2 separate regions of the Mus musculus genome follow, and region 1 is linked to region 2. A link is a loop called in an ENCODE intact Hi-C map of the cell type or tissue named here. Cell type or tissue: gastrocnemius. All regions are shown on one strand. Each heading gives the region's core, and the rest is flanking DNA. Links, peaks and the distances in the headings are about the cores only.

Evidence for each region. Hi-C counts contacts between places; a loop is a spot of excess contacts. Peaks named below come from ENCODE experiments on the same cell type or tissue, not always from the same donor. Only the 100,000 strongest peaks of a DNase experiment are listed, where the experiment ranks them.
Region 1: it touches region 2 in a loop (2.3-fold over the local background); 2 of 42 quality-filtered maps call a loop at or near these places.

Annotation. Positions count from the first base shown.
Region 1 is chr2:110,557,686-110,572,895 of GRCm38, forward strand. No RefSeq gene overlaps it. Among named protein-coding and RNA genes, the nearest start is that of Slc5a12, 32 kb to the right of the region's middle. In gastrocnemius, for the core only: a CTCF peak has its summit at 7,528 (motif pointing left); a DNase peak (open chromatin) is centred at 7,514.
Region 2 is chr2:110,355,358-110,370,567 of GRCm38, forward strand. Fibin (fin bud initiation factor homolog (zebrafish)) reads right to left here and starts at 7,636. Exons shown (of 1, transcript NM_026271.1): 1 at 5,568-7,636. The coding sequence starts at 7,438. The coding sequence ends at 6,785. All of the region lies in intron 2 of Gm30319 (a long non-coding RNA gene), which reads left to right. In gastrocnemius, for the core only: a CTCF peak has its summit at 7,534; DNase peaks (open chromatin) are centred at 7,174 and 7,598; H3K4me3 peaks cover 4,088 bases; H3K27ac peaks cover 3,743 bases.

The DNA.
Region 1 (15,210 bases), core at 2,631-10,630, 200 kb after region 2:
CATAGAAAATCTACATACATAATTTAAAACAATACTTTTATTTGTCTGTATTCTATTTTCCCTTTAATACCTATTTAACACCTGTGTTTTTAAGATATATTTTAAAGTATTGTACCTACTTATGGGTGTTAGGAGAAATAAGAGTGTGAACAGGATGGTGGCAGCAGCTAGCTGCATGCTGTAAGAATTTTAGACGTTTGGAATGTAAATAAATAAAATAATTAATTAAAAATATAATTTTAAAACAAATTTTTTTCTAAGAAAGACAGAACATAAAGGAATTACAACATCACTACAATATTAGAAATATGAAACACCAGGAGTAAAAGATGTTTTATTTGTTTTATGTAAGAAGAGAGGAGGAAAAATGGAGATGCCTACAGACAGACCAAGTTCAGTTAGTAATGAGAAAGCTCTTAGCTAAATAAAAGGAAGTCTAGTATTTGCTACTGCCATAGGAGGTGTTGAAGAGTACATTGACTAATATTTGGTAGAGAAGTTAAAAAGAATTAGGTCATATCTTACAGAACAAGACAGGAGACGCCAAATATTTATTTATTGATTGCATAAGCTCTGAAGATAACTGCAGTTCTCTCATGCTCTGAATGTCTGCTTGTGTGACATGCACTCTGCAGAACAGCACAATAATCCACCACTGCAAACACCAGCTTATATCATATCCAGGATCAGATCCATGTGCACAGGATCTGAAATTCCAGCCTTTTGTGATAGTCTTTCTTTGCATTAACTATCAAAAAAAAAAATCTGTTTTTTCTTCTATTTTTTAACTAGATATTTTCTTCATTTAAATTTCAAATGCTATCCCCAAAGCCCCCTATACCCTCTCCCCGCCCTGCTCCCCAACTCACCCACTCCTGCTTTCTGACCCTGGCATTGCCCTGTACTGGGGCATATGACCTTTGCAAGACCAAGGGCCTCTCCGCCCATTGATGGCCAATTAGGCCATCTTCTGCTACATATGCAACTAGAGACACAGCTCTGGGGAATATTGGTTACTTCATTCTGTTGTTCCTCCTATAGGGTTGCAGATCCCTTTAGTTCCTTGGGTACTTTCTCTAGCTCCTTCATTAGGGACCCTGTGTTCCATCCAATAAATGACTGTGAGCATCCACTTCTGTATTTGCCAGGCACTGGCATAGCCTCACAGGAGAGAGCTATATCAGGGTCTTGTCAGCAAAATCTTGATGGCATATGCAATAGTGTCTGGGTTTGATGGTTGTATATGGGATGGATCCCTGGATGGGGCAGTCTCTGGATGGTCCTTCCTTCTGTCTTAGCTCTGAACTTTGTCTCTGTAACTCCCTCCATGGGTATTTTGTTCCCCATTCTAAGGAGCGAAGTATTCACACTTTGGTCTTCCTTCTTCTTGAGTTTCATGTGTTTTGCAAATTGTATGTTGGATATTCTAAATTTCTAAGCTAATATCCAATATATATAAAGAACTCAAGAAGATGGACTTCAGAAAATGAAATAACCCTATTAAAATGGGATACAGAGCTAAACAAAGAATTCTCAACTGAGGAATACCGAATGGCAGAGAACACCTGAAAAAAATGTTCAACATCCTTAATCATCAGGGAAATGCAAATCAAAACAACCCTGAGATTCCACCTCACACCAGTCAGAATGGATAAATCGGGTCTTAAAAATGCATCAGAACCTATATACATGACATGACAAAAAAGTATAAATAAATGAGGATTTGATCTAGCCACAGCTTTTCTCCAGAGCAGACAAGTCATAGGCAACTATGTTTTGTCCCCAGAAAAATCAACTCTGCCTTGCTTCTTTCTATTGTCTGAGGTTGTATGTGCTTTTATTTGCTTCTTGTCTCTGCTTGGCCTTTTCTTTTTCTTCACTATTATCCCTGCCAGAATTATTTGAAAACATTCTAAAGAAGGTGGTATATAAGGATGAAAGGATGGAAAAATTATCTAAGAAAGTTGTAAGTTCAAAAAAATATTCGTTTTGTTTTTGTTTTTTGTTTTTGTTTTTGTTTTTTTGTATAAGCACTTTCAGGCAAAATCTTACTAACAAGATCAGAGTTCAAAGGGCAGTGATTTGATCTTCTATTTATAAAATAAGTCAAAAGCCAGAACAACATGCAATATAACTTACAATTTTGGAAATCAAGGAAGGAACCATGGAAGCAGATAATATTAAAGATATTTTCCTTGAACTAAAAAGTTATTTCCAATTAAATTACATCATGTATTACTGCATTATGTTAGTTTTCCTCATTGATATAACTACATGCTCAACAAGACGCAATTTATATGAGAAAATAATAATTAAGTCTCACTTATAATTTGAGGGAACATACCTCATCAGGACCCAGATGGCACGGATACAGGAACATGAGACAGTTGGGAAATTGAAAATAGACAGGACCATGGGGCAAAGCTATTCAATAGTCAGTCCCACACAAGTGACACACCCTGGCTTCACCTCAACCTTTCCATCCCCCGAAGTAGAGAACAGAGTGCTCAGGTACAGCACTCTTTGGAGTTTACTTTACAATTAAACCACATTAACTCAACTTAAATAATAATTCAAAATTTGCTTCCCATGGGAACTTTATTAGGAAGAGGCAAAGGGATCACATTTACTAGTGTAAAAGGAAGGACCTTTAAGCCCACTTTCTTGGCTATCTTGTAGGTACAATGATGGATACAGTAACATTTGGACACATGAATGCTCAACCTTGAGGTGGCCAGTTTTTTTTTTTTCTTTTGCATGTGCAGAGCGTGATTGACACCCCAAGCACAGAGAGCAGGCACATCTTCAAGCACACTTCCATAAGGTATTTCTTGCACTAGGAATAAAATACTTTAGAACTTCCTCGTGGGCAGTGACAAGAATGACATTGCCTGCAGGGAAAACCCTGGTGCCCATCTTTGTGATGGTTTGTGACCAAATCATACTTTTTTTTTTTGCACTAATGTACAGTTTCTGGTTTTCAACATCTGCCATTGGAATTATTTTCATAATGGGTTTCTTGGCCTCTAACAACTCTCTGTTGTAGCCAGGTAAATCATTTTAAAACTTAAAATGGAAAGTACTTCCTGCTTAAAACTCCTTAGCAGCACTTAATGGGAGTGAGAGGTGTGGAGGGAGAGAGGGAGAGGGAGAGGGGAGGAAGAAGTTAAGGTTGAGGTTGAGGGAAAGGAGCGGGAGAGAAGAATCTGTAGTTTAAGATTCAGAGTATTTCATTTTTCTAACCTTGAAATTTACACATATTTTGTTCCCGTTACCCTCACTTCCACCTTCAGCTCTGCCATGTTTCCTTCTTTTGCTTTTACCATGGATATTTTATGCTCATGTGTCCATGCTCTCACACACCTCCATCAGTTGAATTCTGCTTTTTTTACCATTTCAACATTTTCTTTAAGCCTTTAAAGAGAAGCTCACATTCTCATAAGACCGCTTGGCTCTTCTGTCTCTGTACTCCCTCAGGGTTTTGCATATGTGCTATGTGACCCCACGCTTACTTCACAAACCTGACTTGCAAAGTGCTTGGGATTCAGAATGATCGTTTCTTGTTTTAGTTTCTCTAATGGTTTAGCAGAGTCCCTAAAATAGGTTTGTTGCTCTAAAAAATCAATGGATTGTTGAATTAATCTTTATTCTTCCATAGGATTGTGGTGATTATGTGAGAGGAAAGGGATAGTCTTCTTATTTTAGAACTCCAAAACTGTAAGTCATTAAAAAGTATTAATAACTAAGGTGAGTCCTCAAAATCATCCTAAAAGCCTTCCCTTGGCGACAAGTTTCCAAATGTGTTTCATTTCATTTGACTAGATTGGAAGTCTGGTCTCTGGTTCATATTGTTAGAAAATCATTCTTACTCCAGATTATTGCAAGAGTTCTGGATAAAGATTGATTTCAAGAAAGAATATTTTTCCCAGTGGAGAAGACAAAACAGAGTTCATATTCATAGTCAGCATAGGCTATACAATAAGCCTGTGTCTCAAAACAAGCACACATATGTATGGCTTTAAAATCCTTGACATCAAAACTATCTGGTAAAAACTAAAATCATTATTTGGCCATATATATTGCAATTTATTTATTCATAAAGAAAAATGAAATCATGACATTAGGAGAAAATGAATGGAGCTGGAAATCATTCTGTCAAGTGAGCAGAGCCAAAGGCAAACTGAAAGTACTTCATGTTCTCTTTCATATGTGGATCCGAGGTTTAAAATTAAATAGGTGAGAGAATGTCTTTCTCTCCCCACCTCTTCCTCTCCCTCTCTCTTCCCCTCCCCCTTTCCCTCCTTCTCTCTCTCTCTCCCTCCCTCTCCCTTCCTCTCCTCTCTTCCCCTCCCATGTGTGTGTGTGTGAGAGAGAGAGAGAGAGAGAGAGAGAGAGAGAGAGAGAGAGAGAGAGAGAGATGAAACCAAGAGGGTCACAATAAAAGGAAAAGACAGGATTTTAAGTGGTGAGAGGGGTAAAAAGAAAAGCAGAAACCTAGCCTTGTTGGAGAAAAGGGGACCAGGAAGAGAGGAGAATGGGGAATAGGAAGGAATCAAACCAGAAGAAAGTACGCATGAAAATGCCATCATGTTTTGTATGTCAACAAAATTTAATTTAAAAAAGATAAAGCAGTGCTTCCATTTCTTAAGCAGTTTTAAATTGTTTTCTCCCTGTTATTAAAACTTGAGTTTCCACATCAGGATTTCACATGAGTACAGCTGAAATTCCAGAACAGAGGAATCTCTGTGTGTAGCTAACTTCACCTTCACTTCATTATGAGAAGTACGGTTACTATTAAGCCTTTAAGCAATATTCTCAATGGTTCCAAAACTTTATTATCATCTTTGAAATCTCCAAGGAGCCTGAGATCTAATACTTGGGGGACCAGTTAGAGTGGGACAGAGGTAATTCACTCACTTTTATTTTTGGACCGTGTTTATAGGGAATTTAATATTTCTCCAGTTTTGCTTTATCATCCCATTGTGATGCAGAAGAGGGTTTTCATTTTAAATTCTTCTGTGTTTAAAAATTCCCAATGCCTTTCATTTTAATGTCTCAATACCCCATGAAGCCTCATGCTGACATCTGTAGCTGTTTGAAGTTAAAGCGGTCTAAATGCAAGGCTCACAAAATGCTTGTCTTGATGGAGCATTAAAGCACATATTACAGGGGACTCACATGGCATCAAATGAAACATAAGACTGTAAGGCTTTCTGATGCCTCTGGAGAAAGTGTCAGTGGAGATCACAGGCATGGCTTCTATCAACAGTCAGTCACTACTCGGGAGAAATCATCTTTTCCCTTGTGTTCATGAGCCACCCATATTCAGATAGCTGGCATGTTGTCATTTTATCCATTTATTTTATTTATCAAAGAACAATATATGTGTTATCCTAGCACTTGGGAAGCTGAGGCTGGGGACTACTGAGTTCAAAGTCATGCTGGGCTATAACACAAGCACATGTGTATGTCTCTCTCTCTCTCTCTCTCTCTCTCTCTCTCTCTCTCTCTCTCTCTCTCCACACACACACACACACACACACACATATCTTACTACAAAATTATCTTACTATAAATATCTTGACATTAAACACTATCCAGTAAAAACTCAAATTATTCTTTAACCATACTCTTAAATCGCTAATCTTACAGCAGTTCTATTTCAATATATACTCTGACACATCACTGTCTGAATATACTAAATACGAAAACCATGTATTCGGGTGTTATATTTTATACCCTTGCATCTGACCACATTTCACCGGCATCATTCTGTATGATTTCTTCTCAAGCTCACAGAGGGAACCAGAAGTAGAAATAAGATTTTGCTTTTGTTAACATTCTTGTAGTCTCAGTCTTCTGGCTAATTCTACATAAAAGATACACAGTTTTCTTTGTAATGGAGATGAGAGGATCACTCCAATACTGGTATTTGTTCCTCTTCCTCCTTTATAGAACCAATGGTGAGAATGGAAAAGATTAGCTGTAGAGCAGATACAGGGTGATGATCTGAAAGTTGTTAACACAAAAGGAAAGGACTCCTGAGCCTGATGGTGAAGACCAGTTCGGTCTCTTCTGTCCCCGTTCTGCCTTCATCCAGCATCCTTTACCCAGCTCCTCCTTTGTCTCTTGTCTTCCATCCTCTGTGAATTTCATTCCCTATCCTTTTCTTTCCCACCTCCCTCTTTAAGTGTTCATTCGACTATAGCATTTTAAGAACCATGCTTGTTTGGGTACTTGATAAAACTGGTGTGGCACAAGGACACAACTGAGCACTGTAAAACTGTTTACATTTGTGTCAGATATTTTTATATAGAAAATGTATATAATACACTGTTAAGTTGTTTAATTACAGAAAAATCTATATGTGGGACAATTCCCATTTCACAAAGTAATTCTCCTGATTTGTGGCATTTTGTAAAGCAGAAAGCTGTCTTCGGTGTGGGCGAGCTTATTGTGCTGCTTTGTGCTGCTCCTTTGATTTGCTATGGTTTAAAATCTGTCCTCATTTAGTACACATTACACCTAAGATTCCGTGCTTTAAAAAAAATTAAAAAACGCCTACCAGCTGCATCTATTAAATGCAGTTATTTTGTCTTTGCCATCTTCTTAGTAAAATAAATAATGTAAAGTATACAGTAAAATCATTAGAATTATGCTAAATGAGAAAATTGAATTGAGATTTAAAACAACTCAAGGCTAAGGTAAGATTCCAATTCCTTAAAACCACAAAGGAAGCAAACACACACCGGAAGGGAAGGTTTTTGGTGAAAAGCAACAGGACTCCAAGTTGAAGTGACAGCTGTGATCAGAAGACAGCTTGTTCAGCTTCCCTTCTTGACTGAAAACTTAGTCTCATTGTAGGCTGAGATCTCCCAGGCTCAATCAGCCCAGACAGACTTATAGGCTCTGTAAATCAGTTGTGCTTTTAGCTCTTTTCAGAAAAAAGAAAGAAAGAAAGAAACAATACACACACACACACACACACAATACACACACACAATACACACACACTATACACTATATACATAGACACATATGCACATGTACACACATGCACACATACTACAATATGACTCATAGACACAAGACATAGACAAATATAGAGCTTACACTTACCACAAACGTACATATACACACATCTCTCTCTTTGTCTCCCCCCCTCTCTCTCACACACACACACATGTACACATACCACATAAATAAATACTCACCACAGACTCTTCACTCACACATACATCATAGACACATACACATATAACCATCACACGTATATCACACCATATACTAACACACACACACACATACACACACAACACACCACATACACAGAGAGAACACAAACACATGAAAATTGATTTAAATAAAAGCAAACAAACTTAAGGGGAAGTAAATTACTTCTCTCACATCTGTGGTCTTTGAATTTCTACTTTGTTCAGTTCTCCCCATCTTTAAAAACAAGACTCAGCTGAGTCCAGGGATACTATCCCGAAATTAAACATGAACAGACTGCCCCCTTGTGGTCATTTAGCTCGTGCTTCAACTGTCAGCTTAATTTTCCTCATAAATTGCAACTGGTCACATGACATTTGTTTCTGACTTCAAGAGTTAAGAGTACAAATCCTGTTGATGTATTAGAGCAGACTGGAGTCTTGCAAGCGGTTTTATGTCTTTCTTAGAAGAAAGGATCATTGTATTAGTGTGGTTCATTTCTGTCAGCTTTGCCACTAACTTTTCTGAAAGACTTACTGTCTTGAGACTGTGCAGGTCCTTACTGTACACATTTGCTGCATTCAGAGGACATTCCCCAAGTGAGAGAAAGCCTGACCACATACAGACTAGGTATTAATTAAGCTAGTAGAAAAGATATTATAAAGATGTCTTAGAGTTAAAAAAAAATGTCTGGAACACAAGTATTCCTCTATTCATTTGTTTTTTCCAGCATGTGAGAAAAACACGATGACCTGAAGGTTTCTGGGCATCACTTTTCAGTGAGGGGTGGTCCCTTAATAAAACAACCAGTAATTGGATTACTAAAAATGTAAAATTCTCAAAAATGCTTCTGATCTATCCTAATATGGGTCCCAGTGACATAGAAAGCATTATACTCACCAACTGTCACCAGTACCTTCAAGTTTCATGTTCCAGAAACAACTACAGTCTCAGCACAGATCCTAAGAACCCAGCTGTTCTGTGCAGCTGACCACCAACCCTCCTGCCCTTTTGATTTGAATGCATGGAATTGTGCTTTCTTTTGGCAATCACACACATAAGTCAGACTTTCTAAAATAGTCTGGTCGTTTGTCTTTTCAGTTATGTTTATCCTCTTGTTCTTGTTAATTCATTCCTTATCAAGCAAGCAAAAAGTAGTCAAAAATTCCTCATCCCTAAAAACTTAGGGAAAATAAGAAAGGAAAAAGAAAAGTAATAAAGTTGTGTTTTGTTCGCTTCTCTACTTCTTTCAAACTTTCGCTCTACAGAGCCATTCTTCCTTTCTGTCTTTCTTTGGCTTTGATAATGTGACTCTGATACAAGAACTCAATGGGAAACATAAAAAAAAAATGATACTATACCAAGAGCATGCCATTACTTGAAACTATAAGAGTGGAAAAGCATTCCAAAGAATGAGTCTATTTGAAAATAGAACAAAACCAAGGGTTAAAGATCAAGAATTGTCCAAACATTAGAGGTGAGCAGAGAGATCAATGTCAGTAGAAGTACTTCAGACAACACTCTAAGCCAGTGTGTCACTTTGTTTTCAGGATCTTCTAGAGAACAACAGAAAGAAGGCTGAAAATAAAATCAGATGTAAACAACAGAGAGAGAGAGAGAGAGAGAGAGAGAGAGAGAGAGAGAGAGAGAGAGAGGGAGGGAGAGAGGGGGAGAGAGAGAGAGAGAGAGAGAGAGAGAGAGAGAGAGAGAGAGAGAGAGAGAGAGAGAGAGAAGGAGAGAGAGAAGAGAGTGGGTGTTAAAGGAGAGGACTATGGGGAATCATGGAGAAGTAGAAACAATAGCAGAAGTGGTATTAATATCAACAACAATAAAGGGATGATTATTCTCATTAACCTCCAATTTTTATCCTTGATAAACTAAAAGGTAAATTATTTATTAGTATGTATGTAGCACATTTCACAGCACAGTCAAGGCTCAGAAATGTGCTGTAGGTATATAAGATGAATGGCGGGTTGTGTACTCATTGTACACAGGGACCTTTGAACTAGCTGATTTGCTTCTGTGTTCTTCTCATGGTAGCTTGCTATTTCTTTGTTGCCCAAGTGATTATAATTTGTCCCTAGTGGCATTCAAAAGTTTTACAATAATGGAAATCTGCAACTAATGGATGTGAGAAGGTGGCGGGGGGTAGTGTGTGTGGGGGGGCATCTCCAGGATGAGACAGAGAGCTGGGATAAGGGAGGCACCCAAGAATCAATGTGGGTGACTTTGACTGTAACTCACTACAATGAGGATATGGAACCTGAAGAGGTCACCCCTGTAGCCAGGCAGGAACCCCAGTGGAGTGATAGAGACACTAAGCCACCCAAAAAAATTTCAACCCAATTATTTGTCCCATCTACAAGAAATTCAGGCATGCGGGATGGAGTGAGACTGAGGGACTGGCCAACCAATAACAGGCACAATCTGAGACCCCTCCCATGGGCAAGCACCAATCCCTAACACTATTAATGATACTCTTTTATGCTAACAGTCGGTATCAATTTGTCCTCTGAGAGGACAGCAACTGTCTCTCAGAGCTGACTCAGACAAGTATAGACACCCACAGCCAAAGAGTGGATGGAGCTTGGGGACTCTATAGAATAGAGGGAAGGATTGAGGCTCCAAATGGGATAGAACAAGAGAGTCAACTAACCTGGAGCCTTGGGTCTTTCAGATCTTAACCAATTACCAAAGAACGTATAAGGACTGGACCAAGGTTTCCTTGCTCATATGTAGCAGATGTGCAGCTTTGTTTTCATGTGGATGCCAAACAATTGGAGCAGGGGCCATCCCAAAAGCTGTTTCCTGTATGTGGGATATGTTCTCCTAGCAGGGCTGCCCTGTGTGTCTTCAATGGGAGAGGAAACACCTAGCATCATAAAGACTTGAAGTGCCAGGGTGCAGGGAGATACATGGGAGGGGTCACCTGCTCATAGGAGAAGGGGAGGGGGATGGAGTTGGGGAAAGAATTGTGGGAGGGGGTGACCAGGACGGGGGCAGTGAGCAGAATATAAAGTAAATAAGTAAAAGAAAATCAAAAAAGAACAAAAGAGATAGATCAGATGATGCATTTCCTTCCTTCTCATTGTGAATGTTGTAAAAATTCCATCTCCCTTGCATGGCTCTGTTTGCTGGCTGCACAGATGACAGACACTATCTCACCCTTTTCAACGACATTCCACTATAAAGCACTCAAATCAGCCATCTTGTCTCTCACCTCCATACTTCTGAACATACTTGCTTCTCTGGGCAGCCTTCCTTATTATTTATTCTCCACTTTTATCCAGTTGGCATTGACTTCTACATTTAAGTTATCATCTGGGTATGACTCTTTAGAGCAAGGTTATTCAAACCTCCATGGAAAGACTTAATTTCTTTTAGATCTGATCTCGACAGAACTTACTAGGTAACTCTTATTAACTATCTCTTTAGTAGATTTCTTTTTATTTATTTATTTTTTTTTGCTATTACAGTTTTTGTCTTGCTGCTTTTAAAAAATTTCTAGAATGCCTCTCCAGCAAGGCCAAATGCAATATTTTTCTGCAATACGTTATGTGTGTGTGTGTGTGTAGTCTAGGAGATGGTGAAGAATGATATATATAATAAAATGGCTTCTGAAATTGGGTTTCTTTTTCATATTTTCTGCCTTCTGAAATGTAAAATTCTGAGATCACATATGAATTGCTATCATCATTATTTTTTGTTAAGTAGAAAGGTAAGACTTATTATAAGCCTCTCAGTTTGTTATGTGAGTTCACTAAGAGAACACACGAATGAATCTTGATGACTTTATTCACTTAATTGTTATGATAACCTTCATTATTACATTTTATACTTTACAGTAAACTATAGTAGCAAGAGTTGCCAAAGGTCACACCTAATTAGCTATTTGGCTTAAGTTAGTAGAGTGGAGCGGAGGCGCCCGACACCCACAAGGGCCCGCACAGGATTCCACACGGGATCCTAAGACCTCTGGTGAGTGGAACACAGCCCCTGCCTCAATCCAATCACGCTGAACCTGAGACTGCGGTAAATAGGAAAGCGGACTACCTGGGCCTGACCTGGGGCACAAGCCCCTTCTGCTCCACTCGAGCCCCAGGGTACCTTGCCAGCCGAGTCACCCGACATCCGCAAGGGCCCACACAGGATTCCACATGGGATCCTAAGACATCTAGTGAGTGGAACACAACTCCTGCCAGGAGTCCAGTTCGAACACCAGATATCTGGGTACCTTCCCTGCAAGAAGAGAGCTTGCCTGCAGAGAATACTCTGCCCACTCAAACTAAGGAGAGAGCTACCCTCCCAGGTCTGCTTATAGAGGCTAACAGAGTCACCTGAAGAACAAGATCTTAACAGAGACAACTATAACAGCTAGCTTCAGAGATTACCAGATGTCAAAAGGCAAACATAAGAATCCTACTAACAGAAATCAAGACCACTCACCATCATCAGAACACAGCACTCCCACCCCACCTAGTCCTGGGCACCTCAACACAACCGAAAATCTAGACCCAGATTTAAAAACATTTCTCATGATGATGATAGAGGACATCAAGAAGGACTTTCATAAGTCACTTAAAGAATTACAGGAGAGCACTGCTAAAGAGTTACAGGCCCTTAAAGAAAAGCAGGAAAACACAACCAAACAGGTAGAAGTCCTTAAAGAAAAACAGGAAAACACATCCAAACAGGTGATGGAAATGAACGAAACCATACTATCACTAAAAAGGGAAGTAGACACAATAAAGAAAACCCAAAGCGAGGCAACGCTGGAGATAGAAACCCTAGGAAAGAGATCTGGAACCATAGATTCGAGCATCAGCAACAGAATACAAGAAATGGAAGAGAGAATCTCAGGTGCAGAAGATTCCATAGAGAACATCAACACAACAGACAAAGAAAATACAAAATGCAAAAGGATCCTAACTCAAAACATCCAGGAAATCCAGGACACAATGAGAAGACCAAACCTACGGATAATAGGAATTGATGAGAATGAAGATTTTCAACTTAAAGGGCCAGCTATTATCTTCAACAAAATAATAGAAGAAAACTTCCCAACCATAAAGAAAGAGATGCCCATGATCATACAAGAAGCCTACAGAACTCCAAATAGACTGGACCAGAAAAGAAATTCCTCCCGACACATAATAATCAGAACAACAAATACACTAAATACAGATAGAATATTAAAAGCAGTAAGGGAGAAAGGTCAAGTAACATATAAAGGAAGGCCTATCAGAATTACACCAGACTTTTCACCAGAGACTATGAAAGCCAGAAGAGCCTGGACAGATGTTATACAGACACTAAGAGAACACAAATGCCAGCCCAGGCTACTATACCCGGCCAAACTCTCAATTACCATAGATGGAGAAACCAAAGTATTCCACGACAAATCCAAATTCACACAATATCTTTCCACGAATCCAGCCATTCAAAGGATAATAACAGAAAAGAAGCAATACAAGGACAGAAATCACGCCCTAGAAAAAGCAAGAAAGTAATCCCTCAACAAACCAAAAAGAAGACAGCCACAAAAACAGAATGCCAACTCTAACAACAAAAGTAATAGGAAGCAACAATTACTTTTGCTTAATATCTCTTAATATCAATGGACTCAAATCACCAATAAAAAGACATAGACTAACAGACTGGCTACACAAACAGGACCCAACATTCTGCTGCTTACAGGAAACCCATCTCAGGGAAAAAGACAAACACTACCTCAGAGTGAAAGGCTGGAAAACAATTTTCCAAGCAAATGGTCTGAAGAAACAGGCTGGAGTAGCCATTCTAATATCGGATAAAATCGACTTCCAACCCAAAGTTATCAAAAAAGACAAAGAGGGACACTTCATACTCATCAAAGGTAAAATCATCCAAGAGGAAATCTCAATTCTGAATATCTACGCTCCAAAAGCAAGGGCAGCCACATTCATTAAAGACACTTTAGTAAAGCTCAAAGCAAACATTGCACCTCACACAATAATAGTGGGAGACTTCAACACACCACTTTCATCTATGGACAGATCGTGAAAACAGAAACTAAACAGGGACACAGTGAAACTAACAGAAGTTATGAAACAAATGGATCTGACAGATATCTACAGAACATTTTATCCTAAAACAAAAGGAGATACCTTCTTTTCAGCACCTCATGGGACCTTCTCCAAAATTGACCATATAATTGGTCACAAAACAGGCCTCAACAGATACAAAAATATTGAAATTGTCCCATATATCCTATCAGACCACCATGGCCTAAGACTGATCTTCAATAACAACATATATAATGGAAAGCCAACATTCATGTGGAAACTGAACAACACTCTTCTCAATGATACCTTGGTCAAGGAAAGAATAAAGAAAGAAATTAAAGACTTTTTAGAGTTTAATGAAAATGAAGCCACAACGTACCCAAACCTATGGGACACAATGAAAGCATTTCTAAGAGGGAAACTCATAGCTCTGAGTGCCTCCAAGAAGAAACGGGAGAGAGCACATACTAGCAGCTTGACAACACATCTAAAAGCTCTAGAAAAATAGGAAGCAAATTCACCCAAGAGGAGTAGAGGGCAGGAAATAATCAAACTCAGGGGTGAAATCAACCAAGTTGAAACACGAAGAACTATTCAAAGAATTAACCAAACGAGGAGTTGGTTCTTTGAGAAAATCAACAAGATAGATAAACCCTTAGCTAGACTCACTAGAGGGCACAGGGACAAATTCCTAATTAACAAAATCAGAAATGAAAAGGGAGACATAACAACAGATCCTGAAGAAATCCAAAACACCATCAGATCCTTCTACAAAAGGATATACTCAACAAAACTGGAAAACCTGGACTAAATGGACAAATTTCTGGACAGATACCAGGTACCAAAGTTGAATCAGGATCAAGCTGACCTTCCTAAACAGTCCCATATCCCCTAAAGAAATAGAAGCAGTTATTAATAGTCTACCAGCCAAAAAAAGTCCAGGACCAGACAGGTTTAGTGCAGAGTTCTATCAGACCTTCAAAGAAGATCTAATTCCATTTCTGCACAAACTATTTCACAAGATAGAAGTAGAAGGTACTCTACCCAACTCATTTTATGAAGCCACTATTACTCTGATACCTAAACCACAGATAGATACAACAAAGATAGAGAACTTCAGACCAATTTCTCTTATGAATATCGATGCAAAAATCCTCAATAAAATTCTCGCTAACCGAATCCAAGAACACATTAAAGCAATCATCCATCCTGACCAAGTAGGTTTTATTCCAGGGATGCAGGGATGGTTTAATATACGAAAATCCATCAATGTAATGCAGTATATAAACAAAGTCAAAGACAAAAACCACATGATCATCTCTTTAGATGCAGAAAAAGCATTTGACAAGATCCAACACCCATTCATGATAAAAGTTTTGGAAAGATCAGGAATTCAAGGCCCATACCTAAACATGATAAAAGCAATCTACAGCAAACCAGTAGCCAACATCAAAGTAAATGGAGAGAAGCTGGAAGCAATCCCACTAAAATCATGGACTAGACAAGGCTGCCCACTTTCTCCCTACCTCTTCAACATAGTACTTGAAGTATTAGCCAGAGCAATTCGACAACAAAAGGAGATCAAGGGGATACAAATTGGAAAAGAGGAAGTCAAAATATCACTTTTTGCAGATGATATGATAGTATATATAAGTGACCCTAAAAATTCCACCAGAGAACACCTAAACCTGATAAACAGCTTCGGTGAAGTAGATGGATAAAAAATTAACTCAAACAAGTCAATGCCCTTTCTCTACACAAAGAATAAACAGGCTGAGAAAGAAATTAGGGAAACAATACCCTTCTCAATAGTCACAAAGAATATAAAATATCTCGGCGTGACTCTAACGAAGGAAGTGAAAGATCTGTATGATAAAAACTTCAAGTCTCTGAAGAAAGAAATTAAAGAAGATCTCAGAAGATGGAAAGATCTCCCATGCTCATGGATTGGCAG
Region 2 (15,210 bases), core at 4,053-12,052:
AATGTAACACATATAATGTTAAAATGACCTCAAAATATTTTCATTTTAATTGAAGAGCACACAAAGGGTTTTGGGGTCCTGCATCTTCTCTGCCACAGGCCACAGCTGCTAGGGAGGCAGGATGCAGGAAGTTGACTGCACTTACCCCACAGATGTCTTAGGTGAGTGTTAGGCTGTAGGGAAGCCCCCAGCACACCACTCTGGGGTGGGGAAGTACAGTCTGAGGCAGGGGACAAGCGGGGATTAGAGGAGATTACACAGTGTCTCTGTAGGTGAAGGTCTTCTTCGTGGCTCCCCATGGTGGATCCAGATGAGAAGAGGCAGTCCATGGTTTTAACACATTTATTGTCATGGCAGAAAGTATATGAGTAAAACCATACCCCACTTCTCAGGGCAGGCCTGAGATTAAATACCTTTTGCAGGGAGGAGTGTCTGGGAAGAAAGGCTTATTGGCTAAGCCCTCCAGGCCTTTAGGTACCTCATTAAAATGGATATTTGTCTTGAGTCTACTTGACCACAGGTCATGTCCTTTTTTTGGGGAGGGGGGTGCATTGTCCTTACGTGACTGATAGCCACAAATCCATGGGGAGCTGCAGCTAGTGACAGGGGCCTGGTGCCCAGGAATCAGGCGAAGCGCCTACCATCCCTTCAGGGTCACTAGGACTTCTAGCCTTAGCTCAAAGAGGAACCCAGGCTACCTTTCATGGTCCTATATATGTCTTTCTTTTATTTATTTATTTTTATTAAAACAAGTTTTTCTTAGTGATCAGTCCATTGCAACATCATATGAGAATACTGTCACGTTTGCTTGGTATTATTGCAAACGCTTCTCATAGACAGGCTTATCAAATCCTCACATGAACCTAAAGTGTCCACGTAGGGGTGGAGGAATACGCGGCTCCAAGAGATTTCTTAATTTGCTTAGATTTCCCAGCTGACATGTCGCAGAGGTGAAGTGTGAACTGTGTCACTACTTCCCATGACCCCAAGGGCAAATGAATCTGTAATGCAAGGTTAGGAGAAACTAGGAAGAAGATCCTGGGAGGGGGAGGGGAGAACAAACCAGGTTGGGATCAAAGTGACACCTGTTGCTTAGGAAAAACACAACTCAGAGGGAATACAACTTGTAGCTTATGCTCTTCTTGATGGATATTGTCATAGACTTTTATGGAAAATGTCTTTGGTTGACTCTGGTCAGAGGCAGAACTTACATTTTAAAAGTTGCTTGGTCTTGGGATGAGAACTGGGCCAAAATCAAAGCAAGAAATGACACCCGGACACACATGTCTTTAACTTCTTGCAGGATGAGATTTTTACAAGTGGAAAAGGCAAACCATGCCACCAGCCCTGGAGTAAGGAGACTTCACCTCGTCAATCATAGCAGTCAGCTTCCTCTCCATAACCAGTAGACTGTTGACATACAAAATAGCCTTCATTTTTTCAAAGAAATGTTTCAAAAAGGCTAATGGTGAGACATAGAAGCCATCTAAGAAATGTGATGGGCCTGTGCTGAGTCCAAAGCAATGCAACCTTTTAACGTCTAGTTGGGATCCCAGGCAGCACTGGGAGAAGCTCAAGGAGTGTCCTTGCCAGTCCCACATGTACAGCAGCAAGCTATGGTCACCCAGTGGCTGTACATATGCAAGTCCTCAAAGAATGTGTAATGTAATGCAGTGAAAGCTGCTTCTAAGCAAAGACTCACAGAGTGACTCCAGCAAAGGCAAGAAATGTACATCTTGCCCAATATAAAACCAACCAGACAAAACCCCAAACAAATAATAAACAAATCATCATCAACAATAATAACATCAAAAACAAAACAATAAACACTATGATAAAAATTGGGTTTGCCCCAGACACTAGGCAGATGCCAACAAGAGCCTACTGACAGGAGCCTGATATAGCTGTCTCCTGTGAGGGTCTGACAGTGCCTGGCAAATACAGAAGCGGATGCTCATAGCCATCCATTGGATGGAGCACAAGGTCCCCAATGAAGGAGCTAGAGTAAGTACCTAGGGAGCTGAAGGGGTCTGAAGCCCCATAGGAGGAACATCAATATGAACTAACCAGTACCCCCCAGAGCTCCTTGGAACTATACCGCCAATCAAAGAAAACACATGGTGGAACTTGTGGCTCTAGCTATATATGTAGCAGAGGATGGCTTTGTGGGTCATCAATGGGAGGAGACATTCTTGGTCCTGTGAAGACTCTATGCCCCAGTATAGGGGATTGCCCGGACCAGAAACTGGAGTAGGTGGGTTGGGGAGCAGGGGGAGGGGGGAGGGGATAGAGGATTTTGGAGGGGAAACTAGGAAAGGGGATAACATTTGAAATGTAAATAAAGAAAATATCTAATAAAAAATGAAAAAAAGTTTACCAAATGTAATGAGTTTTTATTATTAAAAATATTTGAGTGTTAAAAAAAAACTGGGTTTGCACCAACCAAAGAGTACACATTGAGGGACCCATAGTTCCAGCTGCATATGTAGCAGAGGATGGCCTTATTGGACATCAGTGGGAGGAGAGGCCCTTGGTCCTATGAAGGCTCAATGATCCAGTGTAGGAGAATGCCAGGACAGGGAGTAGGAGTGGGTGGGTTGGTGAGCAGGGAGAGTGGGCAGGGGACAGGGGGTTTTCGAGGGGATACTAGGAAAGGGGATAACATTTGAAATGTAAATAAAGATCTAATTAATTAAATGTAAATAAAAAATCTAGTTAAAGAAAAAATTGTGTTTGAGTTTTTCTCATTTACTTATTTATTTTTCATTTACTTATTTAATTCATGTATATGGTATATGGTGTGTGTGTATGTATGTTTGTGCATGTGCACATGCATGTACAAATGTGTATGCCTAGAAAGGTCAGAAGTTGAGGTCCTATGCCTTTCTCAGTTGCTCTCTACCTTACCTTTTGAGACAAAGTCTTATCCTTAAACCAGGAGATTCCTATTTCTGTTGACTGACTAGTCAAAGGGCCACAAGGGACCACTTAAATCACTCCTTCCCACTCTTGTTCTGCGGATACAGACAGGATTTCCTCACTCTTGAGTTTTTAAATGGGGGCTGGGGATCTTTACCCACTGAGCAATCCCAGGTCAGGTTTGAATTTTGTTTTTCAGTTAAAGAAACTTGGTAGGCACCATTTTCAATTCACAGAATGTTTATTATATATCCTAGCATAGAGGGTAAGCTAGTGAGTCCTTCTGCCCAATTTCCTGCTGGAGGAAAGAGAAGAAATAATCGGGCGGCTAACATGGAAATGCAATAGTCGAATTACCAGTTTTTAATATTTTGACTACATTCCTAGATGGCTCTGAATTCTGGGGAGAGTTACTTTACCCCCCTTGTACCTCAGTTATCCCATTAGAGAAATTAATAAAATATACTGTTTTTCTGAACATATTCCTGAGAAGATTATTTTAAATATATGTGGGAAATTCTTCCTGTTGTGTCTGTTCCATAAGTCTTCATTTTTGTCTTTATTTAGCAAAAAATGGTTGACTGAATTTCAGAACACTTAATGGATTCTTTGAAAGTTGTAAGGCTAACACAATATAAGATAAAATCTAGAATGATGTGGGTGTATTTCAGATTTTTAAAATTTAAACAATATTTATTTGTTTATGTGTATGAGAAGGCATGGATGACAGTCAGAGGCCAGCCTGTGGAGTTGGCTTTCTCTCCTGTCACCTGTTGGTTCTGTGGATTGAATTCAGGCCATCCAACTTTTGTAGAAAACACGTTTACCTTGTGATCTATCTCAATGACCCAGGTCTAAGAAGTTTTGAATGATTTATGAGGCTAGCTGTATTGGTTAAAAACAAGTGATTTGTTTCTAATATACATACATACACACCCACCCACCCCATATATATATATATATATATATATATATATATATATATATATATATGCACATATATATATATATACATATATACACACACACACACACACACATATATATATATATATATACACACACATATACATATACATATGTATATATACACACACATACATATGTGTGTGTGTATACATTGTGGACTGTGAATATCAGTTATAGATAGCTTCTTCTATAGGATTGAACTCAGTGCTCTCTTTCCCCTTGATAGGACCCTGTCTGGCTTGAACCACCTCCACTCTGCCTTTGTAGTGTGCCTCACCAAGTGTCCAGAAGCAACAGAGCCTGAGAATCATGGGATGATCCTTCTAAGAACACAATCTAAAAGAAACCCTTTCACTTCTCAATGGCCTTTCTCGGGGTATTTTATCACAGCAATGTAACACAACTAATTCAACTGTTTAACCGAATGCAATTTCTCACATTATTTGTTGTTACAAAGAAAAAAGATAAATTACTTCTTAGTGATGGCCCTTACTAGCAATATTGATTTTTCAAGCATGTTAGCTAATTTTTTTTTTACTGTGTCTAATAACAATAGCTACAACAATGTGATCGCTTTCTGTTTTAGATAACACTTCAAAAAGCGTTTGAGTCATAGATGAAGTCCAGAGGTTTTGTAATTTCCAAGAATTACCCACAGCTTAGTTTAGTACCTGGCATGGAAGAAGTGGTTGACAAACACTGGCAACAAACAAAACAAACAAACAAAAATCCTAGGTTGCAAAGATGAGTTTGTAAGTGGCTGTCTCAGAAGAGAGTATGTGGTTTATGTCTGATTCTCACACATTTCATTGTCTAAGAAGTAAAGCCCAATGCTTTCAGCAAGTATCTATCACGGTATGAATAACCAAGTCTAATGTCTAATGACAAAGTAGGGAGGAAGGCCTGGGTCCCCGCCATAAGGTTAGACTGTCTGTCGAGGTCTCTTACCACCATCTCCTTCTTACCTGGAAATTCTCATTTTCTGTCCGAGATCATCTCCACAAGACTAGGGGGATCACAGGCTGCTTATTTAGCCACTATTGAAATATTTTGGTTTTGTTGGAATACATAATATTAGCACAAAAAGAAGCTTGCCCGTAGTCTGTTTCAGTGTTCAGGTCTGTAGCAGATATGTCATCATACCTCTTCCTGCTCCCATGGGGATATCTCTATATTTTAGCAGCACTCAAATTTGTGCCTATGAGATCCTTCTTAACATAAGCTGGTGGGCAGCCATTAACAACTGATTGAGATTGACATGCAGAAGAAAAACCATTTTCCAGCCTCAATACATTCCAATATCCTATTACAACAGGCAAAATAAGAAGATTCCATTTGATTTGTCTGTCTGTATGTTGTAGCTGAGTGCTTTTGGGGCAATATTGTTATTTTCAGGCTGGAAGCAATCTGACTTTACAAACTCAAGTACCAAATATCATATTTGTTCTGATCAATATTTTTTGTCCTTCCTTTAAAGAAGGAAGCCCTTTAAAGTAACCCTGAGACAAATGTATATAGCAGATAAATCCTTTCTTTGCATAGAGGATAGAAAAATGGGATCACTGCTGAACAGAATGTGAACTCTTGCATACTTTGTGTGTGGATGCAAGTGGAAAGAAAGTATATTTAAGGTGGTGATAAATATTGGCCCAGGGAAGAATTGAAATAAAATGCATTTTCACATTTTAATTCATTTATTTTAAGAGCATAGAAATAGCTTTCAAATTGTTAGGCATCACTAACACAGAATGAGTGCATAGGAGATATGGACCTTTGTCACACATTTCCAATGGAGTCTATGAAAAATGAGAGAAATTTAAGATTTTTCCATCAGAAGAGTGGAAATCAAATGTATAATTCTTGTACAGGCTAGATCCCACTACCCCTTACTAGGATGGTGTATGTGAGCAGACAGGGTAAGATACTCAAAAATACAGCACCTTCTCCCTCTGTTTTTCTTTTTAAAATCTCATCCTTATCATATACTCTGATAAACTGGCTTCAATCCTATCTCCCCTCTCCTTTGCACTAGTCCCTCTCTGAAATATGAGAGTTATGACTGTAAACTAGAAAAAAAGCCAGTATTATATGAAAACATTTATTGGCTGAGTAATAAAATGTACATAAGGGATTTCTATAGTTAGACCCTCCCTCTGGAAATATAAGTTTTCAATAAACAAAAGGAAGCAATGCTATCTGAGTCCAAGAAGAAAAAAACATGCTGACAACTTAAATCATAGACACTTGAGTGTTAAGCAATCTGTTTCTTTGATGGTGAAGTGAAAGACACATCATGAGTGGGCAACCACCCTAAAGTTTTGCTATCTTAAATGTTGCATCTTCAACTTACACAAACCCACAATGGAACTTTGAACATCTTACTGGTGGTGATTTGCATGCAAATTCTCAATAACACTCTTACAACAAAACAGAAACAACTAAGAACATGGTAAATAAATAAGAGCGAAAGGAGAATCAATGAACTTCCTTGTCTGGCAGGCATGCCACACACCTGGGACCTCATCTGAAAATCAGGCATCTCAGCCTTCAGAGACCAAAGAGAAGCCTGCTGATGCAAAGGAGCCACGCACCTCGTCCCCCGCCAGGATGTGGAAGTTTAATCAGTCTTTCCACACAAATGCATCCTTTAGATGGAGTCGAAAGAAGAGATTCTGTTAGAGCAATAAAACCCTTTAGGAAATAACCCAGGGGTTAGTTTAAAATTGCTTTTTTTTGCAAGTGAAAAATCCTTAATAATAACATAAATAATGCACAAAACCAAACTAAAATCAGAATAACTCAACTTATTAAAATTTTTCTTTCTTTTCGAAAGATGACTTCAGACGTGTTCTGAAAGTGCAAATTTGGATAAAATGAAGCAGTTACAATGGAAATATTAGCCTGTCTTCTGTGCCCCACCCTCCAGATAGTCGCTTTTCAGTCGACCTAAGCGGGTCCCATGGCTCCTGATGGTATGTGCCAGCAGCTCGTATTTGTCTCTGAGCCCCACAGAGATGTCCAGTGTCTCCTTCAGCAAGGACCTGGTGTGGACCAGCATCCCCAGGAAGTCCTCATTGAGTCTGCTTTCCTGCCGGCTATCCTGCTCTTGGCCCTGCTTGAACTTGCTTTCCAGCTCAGTGAGGGACTTGTCAGAGTTGGAGTAGGCATCCCCGATCTGGTGGGACTCCCGCCTCAGGTACTTGCCATAGCTCTCTTCCCCATCCAGGTCGTAGGAGATGCTCTTGCTGATGCCCTCCAGGACGCGTCCAGCATCCTCCACCTGGCGGCCCAGTACTGTGAACTCCTCTCGAAGAGTGAGGCTCAGCAAGCTACTGGCTTGGCCCCCTTCCCCCTGGGAGCAGCGCCTGCGATCACTCACCCTGAAGAGCAGCTGGCATTTCTCGGGGTCATCATTCTCCTCATAGTCTCCATCAGGCACGAAGTAATGATGCAAAGTCCCATTAGACATTTCTGGGTACAGGGGGCCATCAAAGTAGCCTCGACACAGGTGGCAAAAGAAACCCATCCAGATCAACTTCGGGAACACCATTCTGGATATTCGGGAGAAGCGTTTTAGTCCAGGAACAAGGAAAAAGGTTCCCCCGGGTGTCAGCGGCTTCGGGAGAAGGCGCCCTCCTCAGGCGCAGCTCGCTTGCCGCTCTCTGATCCTGGTTCCTCCACAGGCTTCATGTGGCTCTACGCAGCAGCGGTGTGCACCACGCTCCTCAGCGTCCCTGATCCTCTCTCTACTGAGAGGCTGGACCTTTGCTGTTTTAGCAGGATAGCCCGACCCACCGACTGGGGACCTGCTGCTCCAGGCGCTGGCTTTGCGGTCACCTTCGGAGTTCCCTCTGGCTCCAGGGAGACGGAGCTAGTAGCTAAGGGAAGCTGTTCTGACACTGTTTCAACCCCTGGACTGGGTGGGAATGCAGCGTTTTCTTTCCCCTTGGCTAAAGATATCCTGAGGATTGCAGGACTCTCAAATTACAGCTAGTTTCGTCACTTGGAAGCCAAGGAACAAATTTGGAAAGAAAGCTTTCACCAGTTCCTTTATTAAAGGTACAGGGTCTCCTTTTTTCAATCTTGAAAAAGGAGACCCTGTACAATAAGACGTATCTTGAATGGGGATAGTAGAGGATAATTATAAACATAAAATCCAGCTGCTATTAGCATATTTAGGAAAGAGGTGATTGCTTCAGAGAAATGGCATTTCAGACATTTAAATACCAGATGAGAAATGTATTTTTTTTTACTCATTTTCAAAACGTTATTTTTTAAATAAAAAATTTGAAGTATTGGAAATAGTTTTGTTTGGAAATGGTTTAAAGGTTATTAAAATCAATACTTTTGAAACAAAATGAATATAGATAACCGATTTTTTATATTCATAGTGCATAGTTACTAATAAAAATAAAAATAAAAGTTTCCAGTTTAATCAATAAGAGGACAACTGGGACCTCTGTGTAATCTATTAGATAACGTTCCAGTGAGCCTTACTGAGTCTTTTGTGTAGTATTTGACTGCTGGGGTCTCCTGTCAGTTACTTATGAGGTTGGAATATTTATCTACAGTTAGAACGTTAAGCAAATTGACACGATCTCATAGATTGTATTCAACCATTAAGGTACAAAGATTTAAATTTAAGTTAAAAAAACCGTACTGCTTTGAAAGAAAATATTTTTATTTTAATTAATTCACAAATAGTGACATTACCACAGCTGGTTTAAAAAAGCCACCCAAACACGAGTCCAGCTGCCAGTTCCATAGCCTCTCCATAAATACACATGTCCTCAGAACACCATGTTCCATAGCTATTCCAAAGCAACGAAGCTCCTGCTAGTGTTTAAGTTGTGGATTCAGGCAGTACACATTCTCTGCCAATGCTTTTCCTGTTTATATATTCATATAACTTGTCCATCCCAGCTAATTTCTTCAACTTGTACTTCTTGATTGAACTAACCCATTTCTAAGTCTATACTGTATCAGCAGCACATGGAAACCTTTATAGAGTTTATCTCCTAGATTCTGGGCATATTTCCCAAACTGTTTTGTACCTTAAGAGCAAGGGCCCCCAGATTGCTGCTGAGCTTGCCGAGTTTCTCTAGGCTTCTGGTAAGTGATGCCAAGGTTTTATAGGCTAGGAGCTACCATAGTCACTAAAGATCCAATGATGGAGTAACACAATACATGCCCCACACGGGAGCTTACAGCCACCCTGGACACAGTGGCTGCCATGTGGTCCATCAGCCCTGTTTTTGGAAACAACAGCGATGTTTCTGTTGTTCTGAATTCTAGGTAATAGAGCTGCTGTTGCCAGATGAGCGTCAGTGCTGACCTGGGTGCAGCTCTCCTCTGAAGGATCCTGATGGACGTCAAGACCCCTTAAGACTTGTGATTTCAGCTTCCATGTGGTATCCTAAGAGCCGTTCTTGTGCCTAGAAATATGAAACAGGAAAAAGAGCACTAAATTTAAAAACAAATAAAACCCCCCAAGCCCTCTTTTTCCCAAAAGAGGCCATTTTTAGGTTTTAATTTATGAATTGATTGTCATAAATGGCCATTTGATAGGCCATCCATTTAATCAAATATTTATTGAACATTTATTATTCATCAAGTTCCGTTTCTGGTATTGAGAATACAACAATGAACATAACTAGAAACAAACCATGGCTTTCCTAGAGCTTTCAATCTGGGAAGTGCAGGGCGAATTGAAGTAAAAGTAAATAAACATATGTTGTATATTGAATAATTTCAGGATCGTGGAGAAAAGAAACAGGGAATTAAGTGGAAAGAATATGTAAGCAGGAAGATTCTGTTTCCAGAGATGCTTGCTATTTCTGCCTTGAAATGTAACCGAGCTACTCACAATGAGTATTCACTGTTCTGAGTCTCCCTCTGCAGCACAAAGGACAGCTTTCATTCAGATGCACACAGCCCTGTTGTCAGACTTGTCTTTACTCTTCCAGTCGCAGGCAATCCAGACTCCTGGAAGACAATGAAGAGCCATTTGACTAACTAGTGATTCTGCGTGTGAAATCACACACACAGACTTTTTGAAGCATGCTCATGATGGCCTTACTCCTTCGGTTTTCTCTAGACACGCAACATCGAGAAAACATAGACCAAAGCAAGGTTTCCCTAGTGCTTATGTCAGGTATCCCTTAAAGAAGGCACAAACTTCTGCACAGGCTGATGTATCCCAGCATTGAGTCTAGCCCAGCACAGCACAGAGGAGAGGTGGATGGCACAAGGTTGTACCCTCTCTGTCCAGCATTAGTCTGCTTAGACCAGCCCAAGTGTGTGCAGTTGGCTGTGAACTTTGGTGCCCAGAGTCTGTTGGTAAGGAATGTCCTCTGCCTAGTGACCTGTTGGCCTGGCCACTTCCTAGGGAGGGCATCTGAGGCTCTTTGACCCTTGTCTGCAGAAACCCTGACTGTTCCCTCAACCCTTGACTTCACCTGCATCACCACCTAGTAACAATTGAAAGTATAATGCAGTATTTGGTAGTCAACTTTCTATAATAAATTCAACAACAGTAAAAAAAAAAAAAAAAACCCCAAACCAAACCAAAACAAAAAAAAAACAAGGTTCATTTTTATTTTGTGCCACTAGAAATCTCCACTGAACTGCGGGGTCAGAACAGCCTTCATTCCTTTTCTTTGGGACAGTCACCAGTGAAAGCTGATGAATTCAAATATTTATTTGGCCAAAGAAGAAAACAAGCATTTACTCCAACTCACTCCACTTCTTGCAGAATGTAACCTCCTCTGACTTACTAACCAATTCAATTATGCAAACTTATATCAAGGACTCACTCCAGTTTTCTACTTACACAGGATGCAGTTCTAATTAAACATACAAACAAAAATGTACAATAAAAAATTCAGCCTGTCACAAGCTTGCTCTTTAATTAAAATTACAGAATCATGAATAGAAGAAATAAGAATATTTACTTTCTCTGTGTAACCTTTTCATCTAAAAATCCAAATACTGAGTCTTTACATGTATCAGTGAGTACATCTAAATTTCAGTCTAATTAAACGAAAAGGAAAATTCATTGATTTATATACATTTTTAGATTAGGTTTTCAGAGTAACTTGGTCTAAAAGCTAGTTTTCTCTCTCTTTGTTCCACTATATTAGTTTTTATTTGTTGTTGGATTGCACCAGACACTTGTGTGTTCAAGATTAGTAGTCTCTTCTATGATGCATTAGTTAGGGTTTCTATTGCTATGGAGAGGCATCATGACCAAGGTAACTTATTTGAAAACATTTGATTGAGGCTTACAGTTTTAGAGGTTCAGTCCATTATTGTTATGGTGGGGAAATGTGGTGGTGTATACATGCAGACATGGTGTTGGAGAAAGAGCTAAGAGATCTACATCTTGATCTGCAGGCACTAGAAAGAGACTACCACACCAGGCCTAGCTTGAACATATGAGATCTCAAAGCTGACCTCACAGGAACACACACTTCCTCCAACAAGGCCACACCTACTCCATCAAGGCCACACCTCCTAGTAGTGTTACTCCCTATGGGCCAAACATTCATACATATGAGTCTATGGGGATCATTCCTATTCAAACCACCACATAAGGTTGCTTTGTATATACACATATACTAGTTTGTTTGTATCTATCAGGCATAGCAGGTGGATATTCTATTGTTTGATTCAACTTATATCAGCATCGGTGTCCACAATTGGCCTCATTTGATTTATTCATAAATATGATAGCATGAGTCAGGATAAACCTTTTTGTTTAGGAAAATAAGGGCTCCGTGTGTAAGCTACATGGCTGGGTAATTTAGGGTCCTGGCGATAGACGCCATACTGTCTATGAATGGTCTTCCTATGTCATGTCTGATTTTTGCAAAGTACACCTGGAAGACATTGCTTCCTTTTTTGTAATAGTGTGTTTAGACGTTGGTGCATGTGGCAAGGTTTCCATATGCTACATTTGTTGATTTTCATAGTGTAATTATACCAGTAAAAAACCAGCGTTATTGAATGAAGAGCTGGAGAATGAATGCATTAGAGTATCCTCACACAGCGTTTCTCCTGTGCAGATAAATTAGATGTAGATGAAGTCAAGACAGAAGAAGCAGTAAAAACTTCGCAACTGTAAGAGGAGATTTTTGCATATATCTCTTCTTTGTTATACTATAGCTTTTAAATTATCCACTTAGATGGTTTAGATTTTTAAAACAGTAGTGTTTAACAACTGGCTTGTGAAATTCCTGAAAATCTAACAACCAACATTCAAGAAGCAGGACAAGCCATCTCCAACAATCTGTCTTCAGCACACCATGATCTTTTGAAAAAACACTTCATTTTTTTTAAAACCTCATAACAGTTTTTATTGCTTAATACTTAACATGTGCCAAATTCCATCTTGGGTTAGTTTGCTAGGGTCAGAGTTATGGTGGTTTCTGGGAGTTTTCCTAGGAAAAGTGAAGCCAGAGGTAAAGTCCAAACATGACATACAGGACAGAACATTCTAGAGTAAAAGTGAGGTGTGTTATCTGCTGATAGGGAAAATATTTGTGTCTAGACAGAAGGCTAAAGACAAGTGAGAAAGCAGACATCAAGCAACGTAGGAATATGGGAGGATATTAGTTAGGAGGAGTCTTTGGAGTCACCCAGGTGGACAAATGAGTGCACAATCACAACTACTAATACATGTTTAATTCCCAGCACACAATGCCAGCCAAATTGGCACTCTTGAAATTTAACGTATTCTTCTTCAGTTTGGTACCTTTAAATCTGGTTTCTCTTGATCAACCACTACTTTAGTGAAGACAGCAGGAATTTAGGTTAACATTGTGAGCTTAAAAACGTGGTAACTTTCCTTTTTCAAAGGTTTTCTAATCTTTTGCCTATTCTGGTTATCATAATAGCACAACTTCTGTACAAACAAGGCTCAAATGTAGTACATGAAATATATATTAGCTAGTTATCTTGCTGCTGTGGTAAAGTAGTAGCCTGTGAGAATCAGCTGAGCGGATGAAAAGTGGTTTATTTGGTTCACAGGTGAAGAGTAAAGTTCACTATGGCTGAGATGCTGTGGTGGTAATAACTTGAGGCAGCTAGTCGTGATGGCATGCATAGCCACGAGAGAGAGAGAGAGAGAGAGAGAGAGAGAGAGAGAGAGAGAGAGAGAGAGAGAGAGAGAGAGAGAGAGAGAGAAGCAGTGCATTTCTTTGCCTTTTGCTTATACTCCATATAGGACCCTAATCCATGAGTAGTACTGCCCCCACTTAAGGTGGGTCTTTTAACCCTAATTAATCTAACCTAGATAATTCAACACAGGCATGGCCAGGACTTGTCTCCTATGTGATTTTAGATCCTGCCTTTAAAATTAACTATATTTATCATCAGAAAGTTTAGAATGATTGGGTTTCCAAAATTAACCTTGGGATCCCAGAAGACAGTATTACACTCCCAATATCTCCAAATTATCAGTCTGAGATCCTGGACCTAATCAAAGGGTCTGAAAGGACAAAAGGCATCTACTATGCCTGGGGACACAGTAGATGAAGGTCCTGAGGTGAGAGGAGCAAGGTTGTTGAGTAGATGGGGACAATACAAGCAATGAGTATATTATTTAGCATTTTGGCAATGATTTTAATAAACAAAAATAAGTCCAATGTATTCACTGAGCAGTGATTGTTTAAAGAAGGTAAGAAGAGCAGAGGAAGAACAATTGAAAGGAGGGCTATGAAAATGGCACAGAGGGTAGAGTGCTTACTACGCAAGCATAGGCTTTGATCTCTGGAACCCATGTAAACATTAAGCATGTGAATGCTAGTTATCCTAGCAATGGGAGTATACAGATGGGAGGATTTCTAGATTTCACTGGCTAGTCAACCAAATTCAATAAGTGAGCTTCAAGTTTCCTGACGAATGACACTAAAGATTGCCCTTGGGCTTCTGTGCACATACATACAACATGTGTGTGCATTCATGTGCAGACACACACACACACACACACACACACACACACACACACACACACACACATATACATACGGGGGGGATAAGAGAAAGATGAGCAAGAATTGGGAAAGGAAGGTATCAAGGAGAAAAAGAAAGAAAAGAAAGAAAAAAGTTCAATACATTTTTATAGTCCCTATTAAGTATGTATTTGTTACATTAAGTAGAAGATACTGGTTTTTTTTGTTTTGTTTTGTTGTTGTTGTTTTTTTTTTTTTTTTATAACATTGCTGGATTGCTGGTTAGGGATGGGAAGGAAGCCATTAATGTCTTGAACAGGAAGGAAATAGCTATTCTAAATAATGTGAATAATTCATGTGTTTAGTCTAGATAGAATATATTTTTAAAATCTATTATTAGTTAAGGATTTACTCTCATTTCATAAATGACATAAATTTCTTCAGAGGGCCCTTGACTGACCTTTAGATATTAATTAGTTGTTTCTATCATTCTTTTTATATCTTCTGTATTCTTTTTTTCTCCTGGAATTTTCCATTTTTTATAGTGGTGCTTTGATTTGTGTGTTAATTTGCTCTATTTTTTTTTCTCTCCATGTTAACCCACGAAGATGGAAATCACACACTCCTACCTTTCTGTTTATCTTCTTCTTTTTTTTAAACTAGATATTTTCTTTATTTACATTTCAAATTTTATCCCCTTTCCTCATTTCCCCTATGCCATCCTCCCTCCCTCTGCTCACTGACCCACCCACTTCTGCTTTGCTGTCTTGGCATTCCCCTACACTGGGGCATTGAGCCTTCACAAGGTCAAGGGCCTCTCCTCTCATTGATGTCCCACAAGGCCATCCTCTGCTACATATGCAGCTGAAGCCTTAGCTTTGTGACTGGACCATTGGAGTTGCTTAGTTTTGGATATATGTCACCACCTTAAGTTAAGTCAGCCACTTTCTCCTTTATGTTTCAGTGGTACAATGTGTGTGTGTGTGTGTGTGTGTGTGTGTGTGTGTGTGTGTGTGCGCAGCTGCCAGAGAAGGAGATATGTTCTGCTGTATTATATAGTTTCTGTCGTGTTCCCTTGAGAAAGGGTCTCTCATTGAACCTGGAATTGAACCTGGAGCTATATTAGCAGTTAGTATGTCCAAGCAAAATTTTCTATCTTCTTCACTCCTCAGAGTGCTGGGGTAACAGGTGTGTGAGTACAGGTCCAGTATTTTAAGTGGGTGCTAGAGATTGAAATTTTAATCCTCATGCTTTCACAACAAGCTTCTTACTCACTGAGCTTTCTCCCTACTCCTCACTTTTGTCATACATACTGAATTGTTTTGAATTTATTTATTAATTTGTACACCTCCCCCTTTAGACTGTGAGC